Linked DNA regions of Homo sapiens: region 1 is linked to region 2. The links are chromatin loops, found by intact Hi-C in ENCODE. Cell type or tissue: Caco-2. All regions are shown on one strand. Each heading gives the region's core, and the rest is flanking DNA. Links, peaks and the distances in the headings are about the cores only.

Region 1 (8,345 bases), core at 211-8,210, 200 kb after region 2:
GTCATGCCACTCTGTTCTGGCCTGTAAGGTTTCCACTGAAAAGTCTGCTGCCAGACATAGTGAAGCTTCATTGTATGTTATTTTTTTCTTTTCTCCTCCTGCTTTTAGGATCCTTTCTTTATTCTTGATGTTTGGGAGTTTGATTATTAAATTCCATTAGGTAGTCTTCTTTGTGTTAAGTCTGCTTGGTATTCTATAACTTTCTTGTACCTGAATATTGACATCTTTTTGTAGGTTTGGGAGGTTCTGTTATTATCCCTCTGAATAAACTTTCTACCTCATCTCCCTGTACTTTTTCTTTAAGACCAATTTCTCTTAGATTTGTCCTTTTGAGGCTATTTTCTAGATCTTGTAGGTGTGCATCCTTATTTTTTATTATTTTTTCCCTTTGTCTCTTCTTACTGTGTATTGTCAAATAGCCTGTCTCTAGCTCACTAATTCATTTTTGTTTTGATCAATTCTGCTGCTAAGAGACTCTGATGCATTCTTCAGTGTGTCAATCGCATTTTCAACCTCAAAATTTCTGCTCGATTCCTTTTAATTATTTCAATCTGTTTGTTAAAATTATCTGATAGGATTCTGAATTTCTCCTCTGTGTTAGCTTGAATTTTGTTGAGTTTCCTCAAAGCAGCTATTTTGAATTCTCTTTTTGAAAGGTCACATACATATCTCTTTCTGTCTAGGATTGGTCCCTGGTGCCTTATTTAGTTCATCTTGTGAGGTCATGTTTTCCTAAATGGTCTTATTGCTTATGGATGTTATTGCTGTCTACGCAGTAGGAGTTAAATATTTATTTTAGTCTTGACAGTCTGGGCTTGTTTGTATCCATTTTTCCTGGGAAGGTTTCCAGGTATTTGAAGTGACTTGGGTGTTGTCTAGATTTTTGGTCACTGCAGCCACATCTGTGAAGTATAACATTGATGGTCTATGATAATATCTAGAGGAATTCTGTGGATTACCAGGCACAGAACCGTGTTATCTTCCCTTACTTTCTCCCAAACAAATGTTGTCTCTCTGTCTCTGTGATGAGCTGCCTGGAGCTGATGGAAAGGTGGAACCAGCACACCTGTGGCCACCACCACTAGGACTGCATTGTGGGAGAACTGAAGCTAGCACAATAATGGGTCTTGCTCACAGCCTACAGGAACCACTCCCTGGCTACTGGTTATGTTTAGTCAAGGCCCGAGGGTTCTGCAATCTGCAGGTGGCAAAGCCAATCAGGCTTGTGGGCTTCCCTTCAAGGTGGCGAGTTACCCCCAGTTCCAGGTGGGTCTAAAGAAGCTATCTGGGAGCCAGTATCTGGGAGTTGGAAATCTTAGGGATCCACTTAGTGCTCTATTCTGTGGCTGAGCTGGCACCCAGGTCATGAGTCAATGTCCTGTCCACTCTTTCTCTCCTTTCTGCAAGCAGAGGAGTCTCTCACCATGGCCACCACTGCCCCAGGGCCATGGACAAGTACTGCTTGGCTACTGGTAATGTTCACTCAAGGCCCAAGGGCTCTTCTGTCAGCTTTGGTGAATGCTTCCAGGACTGGGACTCTCCCTTCAGGACACCAGGCTCCCCTTTGGCCCCAGGCAGGTCTAGAAATGCCATCTAAGAGCCAAGGCCTGCAATCAAATATCCCAAGAGCCTGCTTGGTGCTCTACTTCCTTGTAGCCAAACCATACTTAAGCTTCAAGACAGAATTCCCTTTACTCTCCCCTCTCCTTTACTCAAGCAGAAGGAGTCTCTTCCCAGAGCCACCACAGCTGGGAATGTGCTGGGTCACACCTGAAGTTAGCAGCTCTCTGAGTCTCACCCAAGGACCAAGGACCATAGCAAATACCTGGGTTCCACTGCTGATTATTCAGTGCCCAAGGGCTCTTTAGTCAGCAGGTTGTAAATCCTGCCAGAACTGGGTCCTTCCCTTCAAGGCAGTGGTTTACCTTTTGGCCCAAGGTGCCTAGAAATGTCATCTGGGAGCTAGGGTCTGGAATAGGGGCCTCAGGACTCTGCCCAGTGTCCTATTCTACTGTAGCTGAGATGGTATCCAAGTTGCAAGATGAAGTCCGCCTTATTCTCTTTCTTCTCAAGTGGAGGGAAGGAGTGTCTTCTGGAGCTGCAAGTTATACTACCTGTGGCTGGGGTGGAGTGATGTAAGCATTCTCTCAGCCACTCTGGCTGGTGTTCCATTAGGTCATGTGCTTCTCAAGTCCACTGGCTCTGTGCCCAGCATAGCACCAGGACTTGCCCAGTATTTGCAGTTCTTGTGGCCTAGACTACCATTCAATTTTATTTAGGACCATAGAACACTTTGTCGTGAGGTGGTGGGGCTTGCCTGAATTCGTCTTCTGACATCTGGGATGGACAATTCCCCACTGGCTAGGGCAGGTCTAAATGCTCCCTCCATAGGCACTGGCTGCGTTGTGCCTGGTATTGCTTTCTGGGGTAAGAGGACAGCAGTGAGTTCCAATGCAAAGTCCCACGGTCTCTGCACTCTTCCTCCCCCAGGAAAACAGATTTTCTTTCTGTGCCATGTGGCCACCACTAGAGGCTGTGGGAGTGGTAGTGTTGGCAATTCAAGACTGTCTTACCCCTCTTCCATGCTTCTTTCAGTAACAAGAAGTTTAAGTCAGGTACTGTGATCACTCACCTGATTTTTGGTTGTTCTGAGGGTGCTTTCTTGTGTGGATAGTTGTTTAATTTGGTGTTCCTGCAGGGTAGACAATCAGTGAAGGCTTCTATTAGGCCATCTTGCTCCATCTCCTTTCCGGAATTCATTGTTTCTATAAAGTCACAAGTCATATTAGATAAGGATTCACCCTAATGGCCTCATTTTAACATAATTACCTGTTTAAAGGCTCTATCTCCAGTTAGAGACACATTCTGAGGTACTGGGAGTGAGGGCTTCAATATATGAACTGTGGAGTGACACAATTCAGCCCATAACTCTTGGTTATTGTCATTCAGAAACAAAAAGAGACTCATTTTGGAAGACACCATTGTTGAGGAATATAGCATTACAACGTAAAAGCAGTAACCGTGTGCAGTTAATCACTTTTGTTGTTGAAAAAGGAGAAAATCTTATGGCCTCATTCAGCATAGTTTTTATTTTTATTCCTGTTTTGGATAATATCAGTGTTAATACTTATCTTTGAACACAGTAGACAGTGATGTTGATAGTACTTGCATTTCTAAACAGTTAAATTTTTTTCAATATCACTCTACAATTTCTGAACTTTATTTTCCAAAGGTAAAATAAAAACCTCAAACTTTGTAAAAGCTAGGTTTTAAATTTATGTAATTGTAAGATGATAATAATATTTGTTTTCTTAATGTCCTTAAGATTTTTCTTCCTAACATAAATTCATCTACTTTACATAGTAGGTGAATTTATTTTTTTCTTTTTTTCCAATTTTGCTTTCTGCTAAGGCTTGATAGTAACAATTAACCATGGGTGGAATATGTTCACTAGCATGTCCTTCTGTTTAATTTTAGTCAACCTCTTCATTCTTGCTCAATAAGGCTTCTAGTCATTGTGAATTTACACTTTTATATTCGCTATAAAACACATTTCCAGACTTGGTAAATACTTAACTTCTATTCTTCTGCTTTTGGTTACCATGGATGACCCTTTATTTCCTTTTTTTTTTTTTTTTTTTTTTTTTAGAAAATAAGGCTCTTGTATGAAAGTTTCCTCTGTCCTACATTGTCTCAAAAGTTTTCTACTTTCATCCACTTCTTCCTTTTCTTTCTTTTTTTTTCTTTGAGACAGTCTCGCTCTGTCGCCCAGGCTGGAGTGCAGTGGCGCAGTCTCAGCTCACTGCAACCTCCGCCTCCTGGGTTCACGCCATTCTCCTGCCTCAGCCTCCCGAGTAGCTGGGACTACAGGCCCCCGCCACCACGCCTGGCTAATTTTTTTGTATTTTTAGTAGGGATGGGGTTTCACTGTGTTAGCCAGGATGGTCTCGATTTCCTGACCTCGTGATCCACCCGCCCCGACCTCCCAAAGTGCTGGGATTACAGGCGTGAGCCACTGCGCCCGGCCTTTTCCTTTTCTTAAAAATATTTCTTCAAGGAAGATATTCTATTTTTTCCTTTCCTGGTTTTTCTCCCAATTATATACATAATTTGGTTTGTTTTTATTTTTTGCTTATTTGGGGAACTTGTTCTTTCATAAATTCACTTTCTTGCTTCTGCTCTTCAATCTTACTCTCCTAGAGGTTTCCTTCCATTTGGAAGCAATCAGACTTAATTCTTCTATATGTTGTATATCTATCCATCTATCTAACATCAATCTATAATGTGTATATTTATGATCGCAACAATTTTTGGGTACATTCTAATAAGTATAAACATATTTCCTTTAATTCACACATAAATTTCATGAAGAGTTGGTCTAGTGCTTTCTATTCTTTCCTACTTTATTTTTACCAATGTATAGGATTTCTGGTTCCAAAATAGCAGTGTAGAAGAAAGCTGACTTAACCTACCCACCATAGAAAACCAAAAACAAATATGCAGCACTGAGATTATCACTGCCAATGTCTTGGAACTAAAATATGAGGAAGACACAGTTCCCAGAGCCAAAGAGAAGTGAAAAAACTCTGAGCAGATGGAAAGAGAATTGGAATTCTATATCCTTGATGCCTCTCCCTTCAATCTGACTGTAACCAAGTGCATAGAAATTTCCCCTTGTTCACAATTTATACACAGAAAAAGGTGAAATCAAGGCTAACAGCCAGCTTCCCCATCACCTTGGGATCCCTGAAAGGAAGTCTATTCCAGTATCAATCTACAGGAAGCATTGCAAGTGCCTAAAGGGAGAAATATCTCTGAAGACAGCCAGAGACAAGGTGGGGTGATAAGACTATCATCCTCAACCCTGGAAACTCTGATAGGTAACTTGGCCAAAGTTGACACCAAATCAGAATGGCTGTTCAGCGGCACTATACTATAGGAGGTATGTTCTGCAGGTTCTTAGGGCACAAACTCCTAACCAGCATTCCCACACTATTGGGACATTCCCTTTGGAACCCCTCCCACTTAAGATGAGCAGCCCTCCGACTGTTTACTAGAGTTGAGGCCAACCTGGGCTTAAGGTGCCACCTAGTGCTAAAAAGGAGGCAGCAACCCAGCAGGAAAAAAAAAGATGAGAAAGCAAACCAGCAGCTAATTATAAAAACATCTAAGGAAACATGTCCAATAAAAACCAAAATAAGCCGACAGAGAAGACTGGATTCAACAACTAATCCTTTAGTGCAAAAACGGTGATGTACACACACACACACACACACATCAGCAAAGAGGGAATCATGATCTTCCCAATGGACAAAGCAAGAAACCAGTGACTGACCCTAGTGGCTGTGATGCGTGAACTCTCTGAACAAGCATTCAAAAAAGCAGATTTAAGGAAACACAGTGATCTCCAAGATAGCACAGAAAAGCAACTTAGAAATTTATCAGAGAAATTTAATATAGATTGTAATTTTTAAAAATCAAACATACATCTTAGAAGTGAGAAATACATTTGCTAAACTGAAAATCTCACTAGAGGCCCTCAACAGCACAATGGAACAAGCAGAGGAAAGAATCAGTGAGCTGAAAAACAGGCTAATTGAAAATACATGAAGAAGAAAAAAGAAATATGAATGAAAAGAAATGAAGATCACCTAAAGACATAGAACATTACCTTAAGATACCAACTCTAAGAATTATTGGTGTTCAAAAGGAAATTAAGCCAGAATAATGGATAGAAAGCATATTCAAAGAAATAATAGAAAAGTTTCCAATACTTGAGAAAGACCTAAATATCCAAGTACAGGAAGCTCAGAGAACACCAAACAGACATGGACAAAAAAGACTACCCCAAGGTATATAATAATTGAACTCTCAAATGTCAAGGCAAAGAAATTATCCTAAAAGCAGCAAGAAAAAAATAAGCAAATAACATATGAAGGAGTTCCAATTTATCTGGCAACAGACTTCTCAACAGAAACCATATGAGCCAGTAGGAAGTGGGATGACATTATCATAGTGCTTAAAGAAAAAAACCTGCCATGCAAGAATATTATATGCAGCAAATTTTTATATCAAATATGGAGAAATAAAGTTTTACTCAGATAAACAAAAGCCGAGAGACTTTACCACTACCAACATGTCTTATGAGAAATGCTAGAGGGAGTTCTTCAATCTGAAGAAAAAACAAAACAAAACAGTAATGTGCAAAAAAAAAAAAAAATTTGAAGGTATAAAACCCCTGGTAAACTTAAGTACATTGACAAACCCAGAATACTCTACTAATTATAATTATGGTGTACAACCCACTCATAACTAGTATGAAGCCCAAAAGACATATCTATGAAAAAACAATTATAGCTATAACAACCTATTAAGAGATATCTGATATAGAAACATGTAAATTGAGACAACATGAAGTCAAAATGTTGAGGGACAGAGATGAAGTTAATGCATACAGTTTTTTTTCACTTGTTCTTTGTTTCTATTATTTGTGGTCTAAGATAATTTGTCATAGATTTAAACTAATTTGTTAATCTTTAAGATATTCTTTGTAGGCCTTATGGAAACCACACACACACACACATACAAAACTATAAAAGACACACTAGAAATAAAAAGGCAACAAATAAAATCTTACTACCAGAGAATATTACTTATCACATAAGAAGGTAGTAGGAAAGGAAAAAAGAAACAGAAGAGTAACAAAACAACAGGAAAATAAGCAACAAAATGTCAATAGTAAGTTCTTACTTATCAATAATAATACTGAATTCAAATGGACTAAATTCTCCAGTTAAATGGCATTGAGTGGCAGAATGGGTAAAAAACAAAAACAAAAGCAAAAAAAAAAAAAAAACAAGACCCACCTATATGCTGCCTATAAGAAGCCCACTTTACCTATAAAGACACGCACAGACTGAGAGTGAAGAGGTGGAGAAAGATTGGTTTCCATGCAACCGGAAACCAAAAAAGAGCAGGAATAACTATTTGTAGATCAAATAAAATAAACTACAAGTCAAAGACTGTAAAAAGATACAAAGATATAAAGAATCCTACTCAATAATGATAAAGGGGTCAATTCAGTGAGAGAATATAACAATTGTAAATATATATGCACCTAACACCAGAGCACCCAAGTATATAAAGCAAGCATTAATAGATCTAAAGGGAGAGATAGAGTGCTATACAATAACAGTAAGAGACTTCAACACCCCATTCTCAGTTACAGACATATCACTCAGACAGAAAATCAACAAAGAAATATGAGTTAAAAACTTCACATATGACCAAAGAAGTCTAACCGACATTTACAGAATATTTCACCCAACAGCTACAGAATACACATTCTTTTCATCAGCACATGAAACATTCTCAAGAATAAATAATCTCTTAGACCACAAAATGAGTCTCAACAAGTAGAAATCATATTAGTGTCTTTTCTGACCACAGTGATAAAACCAGAGATCAGTGGAGAAGCAGAACCTTGGAAATTACACAAACGTGGAAATTTAAAAACACGCTCCTAGATGACTATTGGTCAAAAAAAAATACTAAGAAGGAAGTTCTAAAAAATTTTGAAACAAATGAAAATGGAAATATAACGTACCAAAATCTATGGGATACAGCAAAAGCAGTTCAGAGAGGAGAGTTTATAGCAATAAATGCCTATATAGAAAAAAGTAAAAATACTTAGAATGAACAACCAAATGATGCACGCTAAGGAAGTAGACAAGCAAGAACAAACCAAACACCTAATTAGTAGGAGAAATGAAATAATAAGGATTAGAGAAGAAATAAATGAGATTGAGACTAAAATAATACACAAGATCAAAATAAAAAGAAGTTGGATTTTTTGAAAAGATTAACAAAATTAACAAACCCTGAGGTAGACTAATAAAAAATGAGAAGACTGAAATAAATCAGAAATAAAAAACGACACATACCAACTGAGACAACAGAAATACAAAGAATCATTAAAAATTATTACAAATAATTATATGCCAAAAAATGGGAAAACCTAGAGAAAATGGATAAATTCCTGGACACATACAAGCACCCAAGATTGAACCACAAAGAAGCATGAAATTGCAACAATCCAATAATGAGTAACAATATCAAAGCTGTAATAAAAATTATTCTATCAAAGAGAATCCCTGGACCTGATAGATTCACTGCCAAATTCTACCAAATATTTAAAAAATAATTAATGCCATTTATCCTCAAAGTCTTCAAAAATATTGAAGAGAATGGAATACTTCCAAATTCATTCTACAAGGACAGGATTACTGTGATAACAAAATCAGACAAGGACACAACAATAGAGAAAACTACAGGCCAATATCACT
Region 2 (8,345 bases), core at 221-8,220:
TACTGACCCCACAGAAATACAAACAACCATCGGAGAATATTATAAATACCTCTATAGACACAAACTAGAAAATCTAGAAGAAATGAATAAATTCACGGGCACATACACCTTCCCAATACTGAACCAGGTAGAAATGGAATTCCTGAACAGACCAAAAGTGTGTTTTCAAATTGAGGTAGTAATAAATAGCCTACTAACCTTAAAAAGCTCAGGGTAAGACAGATTCACAGCTGAAATTTACCAGAAGTGCAAAGAAGAGCTGATACCATCTCTACTGAAACTATTCCAAAGAAGTGAAGAAGAGGACTCATCCATAACTCATTCTATGAGATCAGCATCATCCTGGTACCAACCTGGCAGAGATACAACAAAATAAGAAAACTTCAGGCCAATATCCTTGATGAACATCAATTCAAAAAATCCAAAAAAATACTGGCAAACCAAATTCAGCATCAAAAAGTGTATTCACTATGAGTAAGTAGGATTCATCCCCTAGATGCTAGGTTGGTTCATCATATGCAAATCAATAAATGTGATTCATCACGTAAACAAAGGCAAAAAACTAAGACAAAAACCACATGATTATCTCAATAGATGCAGAAAAGTGTTTTGATAAAATTTAACATTCCTTCATTTTAAAAACTCTCAATAAACTAGGTAGTGATGGATCATACCTCAAAATAATGAGAGTCATCTGTGACAAACCCACAACCAGCACCATACTGACTGGGCAAATGCTGGAAGAACTCCCCTTGAAAGCCAGCACAAGACAAGGATGCCCTCTTTTACCACTCCTATTCAACATAGTATTGGAACTTCTGGCCAGGCAGTCAGCAAGAGAAAGAAATAAAAGGCAGTCAAACAGGAAGAGAGGCAGTCAAATTATTTCTGTTTGCAGATGACATAATCCTATATGTAGAAAACCCTGTAGTCTTGGCCCAAAAGCCTCTTAAGGTGATAAACAACTTCAGCAAAATCTCAAGATACAAAATCAATGTGCAAAATCACTAACATTCCTATACACCAACAACAGTTAAGCCAAGAGCCAAATCACGAACAAACTCGCATTCACAATTGCCACAAAAATAATAAAATACTTAGGAATACAGTGAACAGGAGAGGTGAACTACAAACCACTGCTTGAAGAAATCAGAGACGATACAAACAAATGGAAAAACATTCCATGCTCATGCATGGGAAGAATCAATAGCATTAAAATGACCATACTATCCAAAGCAATTTATACGTTCAATGGTACTTCCATTAAACTACCATTGACAGTCTTCACAGAACTAGAAAAAAACTATTTTAAAATTCATATGGAACCAAAAGAGAGCCTGAATAGCCAATGCATCTGATATGGTTTGGCTGTGTCCCCACCAAAATCTCACCTTGAATTCCCACGTATTGTGGGAGGGACCTGGTGGGAGGTAATTGAATCACAGGGGCAGGTCTTTCCTGTGCTGTTCTCATGACAGTGAATAAGTCTCATGAGATCTGACAATTATATAAGGAGGTGTTTCCCTGCACAACCTTCTTCTCTTGTCTGCCACCATGTGAGACATGCCTTTCACCCTCCACCATGATTGTGAGGCCTCCCCAGCTACATGGAATTGTAAGTCCATTAAATTGCTTTCTTTTGAAAATTGCCCAGTCTCAGGTATGGCTTTATCAGCAGCATGAAAACAGACTAATATAGCATCCTAAGCTAAAAGAACAAAGCTGGAGGCATCACTCTACCCAACTTCAAACTAAAATTCAGCAAAGAATTCATCAGGTCCCAGGCTTTTCTTTGCTGTGATACAGTCTTTTATGGTTTAAATCTGTTATTTGTTATTGGTCTATTTATGTGTTTTTTTTGTTTTGTTTTGTTTTTTGAGATGGAGTTTTACTCTGTTGCCCAGGCTGGAGTGCAGTGGTGCAAATTCAGCTCACTACAGTCTCTGCCTCCTACATGAAAGAGATTCTCCTGCCTCCGCCTCTTGAGTAGCTGGGATTACAATTGCATGTCACCATGCTTGTCTAATTTTTTGTGTGTGTTTTTACTAGAGATGGGGTTTCACTATGTTGGCCAGGCTGGTCTCAAACTCTGGCCCTCAAGTGATCCACCTACCTTGGTCTCGCAAAAGTGCTGGGATTACAGGCATGAGCCACCGTGCCCAGCCTCTATTTATGCTTCAAATTTCTTCATGGCTTACTCTTGGTAGGCAGACATCTATGTCTAAGAATTTCTCTATCTATTCTAGATTCTCTGTATTTTGCTCTGACTTTATTTATTTGGGCCATCTCTGTTCTTAATTTGTCTGCTAAAGGCTTGTCAGTTTTATCTTTTCAAAAAACCAATATTTTATTGCATTGGCCTTTTGTATTGTTTTTTCATTTCAATTTCATTTATTTCTGATTGATCTTTATTATTTGCTTTCTTCTACAAATTTGGGGTTTAATTTGCTCTTGCTTTTCTAGTTCTTTAAGATGCACCATTAGATAGTTAATTTGAAGTTTTTATACTTTTTTGATGTAGGCACTTATAGGCTTAAAATTTACTCTTTGCACCCTAAAACTTAAAGTATAATAAAAAAAAATTACTCTTTGTACTTCTGTTGCTGTATGCCACACATTTTGATATGTTGTGCTTCCATTGTTATTTGCTTAAAAACGTTTTAAAATTTTCTGTTTATTTATTCATTAACCCACTGGTCATTCAGAAACATATTGTGTAATTTCTATATTTTGGTATAGTCTCCAAAATCCCCCTTGTTATTGACCTCTAGATTGACTCTTTTGTGGGCAAAGAAGATACTTGATGTAACTTCAATTTTTTTGAAATTTTTAAGACTTGTTTTGTGGCATAACCTATGGTCTAGCCTCAAGAATGATCAATGTGCTGAGGAGAAGAATGTGTATTCTGCTGCCATTGGTTGAAATGTTCTGTGCATATCTATGAGGTCCATTTGGTTTACAGTGCAGATTAGGTCCAATATTTCTTTGTTGATTTTGTGTCTGGATAATCTGTCCATTGTTGAAAGTGTGGTGTTGAAACTTCTAGCTATTATTGTATTTGGGTCTCTCTCTCTCTTTAGCTCTAATCCAATTAGCATTATATATCTAGGTGCTTCCGTATTGTGTGCGTATTATATTTACAATTGTATATATTCTTGTTGAATTGGCCACTTATCATTATATAATGACCTTCTTTGTCTCTTTTTATGGTTTTTGTCTTGAAACATATTGTGTTCCATGTAAGTATAATGACCCTTGCTCTTTTTTGGTTTCCATTTGCATGTGATATCTTTTTCTGTTTATTTTCAGTCTACGTGTGTCTTTATAGGTGAAGTTTGTTTCTTGTTGCCAACATATCATCAGGCATTTTTTTTAAAAAATTCATTCAGCCACTCTAAGTCTTTTGATTGGAGAGTTTAGTCCATTTACATTCAATATTATTATTTATAAGTAAGAATTTAACTCTGCCATTTTGTTATTTGTTTTCTGCTTGCTTTGTGATCTTTTCTTTCTTCTTTCCTTATTTTCTGTCTTCCTGTTAGTGAAAGCGATTTTTGCTGGTGGTTTTAATGTCTTGCTTTTTATATTTTGTGTATCTGTTGTATGTTTTTTAATTTGAGATTACCCTGAGACTTGTGAATAATATCTTATCACTCATTATTTTAAACTAATGATGACACTGATTACAGGAACAAACAAACAAAGAAAAAAACTAACAAAAATAAAAACTCCACACTTCAGCTTTATCTCCTGGGTTTTTAAACTTTTGATTGTTTCTATTTATATCTTATTGTACTGCCTATGCCTTGAAACATTGTTGTAGTTATTATTTTTGATTGGTTCACATTTTAGTCTTTCTACTCAACATATAAGTAGTTTACACACCAGAATTACAGTGTTATGTTATTCTTCGTTTTTTGTGTACTTTCTATTACCAGTGAGTTTTGAACCTTCAGATGATTTCTTATTGCTCATTAATATCCTTTTTTTTCTGGATGAAGAATTCCCTTTAACATTGCTTATAGAACAGGTCTGGCATTGATTAAATCCTTCAGGTTTTTGTCTGGGAGAGTTTTTATTTCTCCTTCATGTTTGAAGAATATTTTTGCTGGTTGTACTATTCTAGGATAGGTTTTTTAATTCCTTCAGCTCTTTAACTATGTCATACCACTCTCTCCCAGCATGTAAAGTTTCCACTGAAAAGCCTGCTGGTAGATTTATTGGATCTCCTTTGTATGTTGTTTCTTTTATCTTGCTACTTTTAGGATCTTTTCTTTATTCTTGACCTCTGGGAGTTTAATTATCACATGTCTTGATGTAGTCTTATTTTGGTAAAATCTGCTTTGTGTTCTATAACTTTCTTGTACTTTAATATTGATATCTTTTTCTAGGTTTGAGATGTTTTCTGTTATTATCCCTTTGAATAAACTTTCTACCCTGATCTCTCTCTCTCTATCTCCTCTTTAAGACCAATAACTTTTACATTTGCCCTTTTGAGGCTGTTTTCTAGATCATGTAGTTGTGTTTCATTCTTCTTTTTTTTTTGGCCTTCTCTGACTGGGCATTTCCAAATAGCCCATCTTCAAGACCACTAATTCTTTATTCTGCTTGATCAATTCTGTTCTTGAGAGACTTTGATGCATTCTTCAGTATGTCAATTACATTTTTCTGCTTCAGAATCTTTGCTTGGTTCTTATTAGTTATTTCCATTTCATTGTTAAATTTATCTGATAGGATTCTGAATTATTTCTCTGTGTTATTTTAGATATCATTGAGTTTCCTCAAAGCAGCTATTATCAGCTGGGTGCAGTGGCTCACACCTGTATTCCCAGCACTTTGGGAGGCCGAGGCAGGTAGATCACCTGAGGTCGGGAGTTCGAGACTAGCCTGACCAACATGGAGAAACCTCATCTCTACTAAAAATACAAAATTAGCCAGGCGTGATGGCACATGCCTGTAATCCCATGTACTCAGGAGGCTGAGGCAGGAGAATCACATGAACCCGGGAGGTGGAGATTGCGGTGAGCTGAGATCGCACCATTGCACTCCAGCCTGGGCAACAAGAGCAAAACTCTGTTTCCAAAAAAAAAAAAAAAAAAAAAAAAAAGCCAAAAAAACAAACAAAAAACAGCTATTTTGAATTCTCTGTCTGAAAGATCACATATCTCTCTCTCTCCAGAATTGGTGATGGTTGCCTTATTTAGTTTGTTTGGTGAGATCATATTTTCTCGAACGGCCTTGATGCCTTTGGATGCCTATCAATGTCTGGGGAGTTAGTAGTATTTATTGTAGTCTTTGCTGTACCAGTCCTTCTTTGGAAAGCTTTCCAGGTGTTTTGATGGGAATTGAACGTCTTGATCTATGTTTTCGGCCACCGGAGTCATTTCTGCATTAGAGGGCACTCCAAGCCCAATAATGCTATAGTTCTTGCAGAGTCATAAAATCCTACCTGGCATGCCAAAGCTGTCACAAACACAAAAATTAAGTATCTCAAGAAGAAATGTAAATAATGTTTTATGTTTATTCATTAATTTTCTATTTTTAAAAATGCTTTGGAGAAGCATCATTAAGATACTCCTCAAATGCTGAGGACTGCCAGAAGCAGCTAATATATACCCTGAAGACATGACTCATCACCCAATAAGGTGCTTGCTATTCTGTCCCCAGAATGCCATTATTTCTCAAATTTTAAAAGTCAATCTGGTATTGAAGAATACTTCTCAAATAGTAGCCACAAATAAATAAATAACTCCACTACTAGAATTAATGCAATGATAATAAATAATGGGTAATTTAAAGTCTACTTTGTAATGTGCTCACTGAATCTGTGTTTCATCTGTGACCAAAACAAACTAGAAATGTTTACTTAACGTAGCCACCTATTTTTCCCTTGTGCTTATCTTGTTTTATTTCAAGAGGGGAAATGTCAATGAGTAAACATGTAGCCTCATTAGCAAGACCTTATAACTTAATTTTATTTTATTTTTTGTTTTGTTTTTTCTTTATTGTGACTTAACTTATTAAGAGGAAATGAAGGCAACATTTATCTTCCTTAGTTTCTTCACCTGTAAAAATGAGAATGATGTTTCCGCAATATTAGATGTTATTGTCATCATCATCAATGTCATCATGATTGCCTTTACCTAAGTTCTTCACAAAGCATACCTGGAACACAGGGTTAAGGACAAATGCTTTATTCTAGTGTTTGACCCCAGAGATTAAACGAGAGTGACAGGGAAAGGAAGCAGAAACAGGAAAGAGGCAATGCAAAGATGTCTTCTTTAGTTGGCTACTGATAGAGGTGATTGGTTTCTTAAATTTTATAGGACTACCTGAGAAACAATATAATCTACACCTTGCAATCTCATGTAGGCAAGGTTTGGGTGGGGAGCATACATCTACTGGCTTCTGTCCTTGATTGCTTACTGTGTGCCCACATGGGGAGTTAACTCTTATTTACCCTCAGGTTGTGAAAATATGGACATCAAGCAGATCCCAGTGGGATCCTACCTGGAAAAGTCCAGAGTAAGGAGGGAGGAGGCACACAACACAGACCTGAGACAAAGTGTGGTCAAAAGTTACCTACAGGATGCTGGACATAGCTTATGCAGGACCGTTGTCCAGGTGCTGGAATAAAAGCCAGATGAAGCTAAAAGAATTCTACATGGTGCCTTAAAAGTAGTTGCTATACCTGTCATTATAATCATATGTAGTCATTCTTTACCTCTAGTTACCAGGGATTACCATTATTTCCAAAAAAAAAAAAAAAGTCACAGCAGATGATGGTCAAGTTGGTGTAAGTAAGGTTTTTTAGTAAAAGAAAGGCATAAGAAGTTTATTAGTTTTACACGTGCATGAGGATCTTTAATACTCCCTTTAACAAAACAAATTACTTTCTGTTATACACTCTTTGCTTTTATTGACATTTGGATAATCCTGTCCATTCCTGATTCTCAGGTTGATCTTACTATATGTTTTGTCTTCTTACTCAGAGCCACCATTTTTTTGCAAGAATCTTTTATGTCACTATTCAAACATTTTTTCTTCTTGATCTCTCTTTGTCCACAATGCCTCTGATATACAGTTGGTTCCACCTACTGCCACCTAATTGCTTTTACTGAAAGATAAATTTCATTCTGTCACTTTACTGCTCAAAACTCCACTTCTAGGTAAAAAAAATATAAGACCATCCTGAATCTGGCCTTAAGCAATGGAGTATATCTTTTTTTCTCTGGAAAACTCATAAAATTTCCCAAAATAGAATATTTTCTGTCTGTTTCACATGACTATTTTTTTTTTTAGCGAAATCCTAAGTTATTTCTCCTCCAGACACCTCAGAAATGCTGTGTTCACAAAACAGGTATGGTTTTTTTTTCTAGGCTGACTTTTGCTCTCCACTCTATAAAAATATAGATTGAGCACTTATCATAGATACCATTTATGTAGCAATCACAGACATACTGATTTATGACATATGTCTTATTACTACCTGTGCTATTATTTGAATAGTTGCTCTTATATTGAAAATTAATAAATTTAAGCCATTTCTTCTTCATGGGCAGGACCTATGACTTTCTTTTCTTAGTGCCTCCCACAACATGACAGTGTCTGGGTGTCTAATTTGATATTTCTTATGTCAGTGAATTCTAGGGTTTCTCAAACATGGCACCATTGACATTTGTGCTGGATAATTATTTGTTGTAGGGGGCTATCTTGTGCATTATAAGATATTTAGCAACACCCTTGGTCTCTATGTATGAGATTCCAGTAGTGCTAACATCCTGACCCGTGTTATCACAGCAAAAATGTCTTTAGACATTGTCAACTGCCCCTAGAGGGAGGGGGATGATTCACCCCTCATTTACAACCAGAGGCTTACATGAACAAAGGGTGAAATTCAGCATTTAGTGAAAGTTTAGTCTAAGAGAATCAGTATTTATTTCATTTAGATGTTAATTGACTCTACTTCTCTTGGTCAGACTTTATCAGGGTGCAAATGCTTCTTCTCTCTTCTATCCTCTACACAGGATTGAATATTTTTATTTTTATGCTTTCTTCACATCCGTTTTTCCCCTGGATCACCTACGTTTTCTTCATCAAGCTATATTTCATCCTGATTAAAACTCTATCACCTGCACGGAGTTGTTCACTAATAGCTACTGTTAGAGACAGATTAGAAGGGAATGGAAAACCCATTTCTAGTAGTATGTGTTAGATTGTCATTCCACATATCTAATCACCAAGTTCTAGCAGTTTTATTACCTAAATATCTTTCAAATCTTTTGACTTTACTCCATCCCTGTTTCAGTCCACCATCATGTCTCACTGAGATTGGTATCCTACTT

Evidence for each region. Peaks named below come from ENCODE experiments on the same cell type or tissue, not always from the same donor. Only the 100,000 strongest peaks of a DNase experiment are listed, where the experiment ranks them.
Region 1: a loop joins it to region 2, with 12 times the contacts of the local background. A loop is called at or near these places in 2 of 110 quality-filtered maps.

Annotation. Positions count from the first base shown.
Region 1 is chr21:16,939,625-16,947,969 of GRCh38, reverse strand. No RefSeq gene overlaps it. Among named protein-coding and RNA genes, the nearest start is that of MIR125B2, 350 kb to the right of the region's middle. In Caco-2, for the core only: a CTCF peak has its summit at 5,085 (motif pointing left); a DNase peak (open chromatin) is centred at 5,049.
Region 2 is chr21:17,143,692-17,152,036 of GRCh38, reverse strand. No RefSeq gene overlaps it. Among named protein-coding and RNA genes, the nearest start is that of LINC01549, 290 kb to the left of the region's middle. In Caco-2, for the core only: no CTCF peak of the experiment used is centred there; no DNase peak of the experiment used is centred there.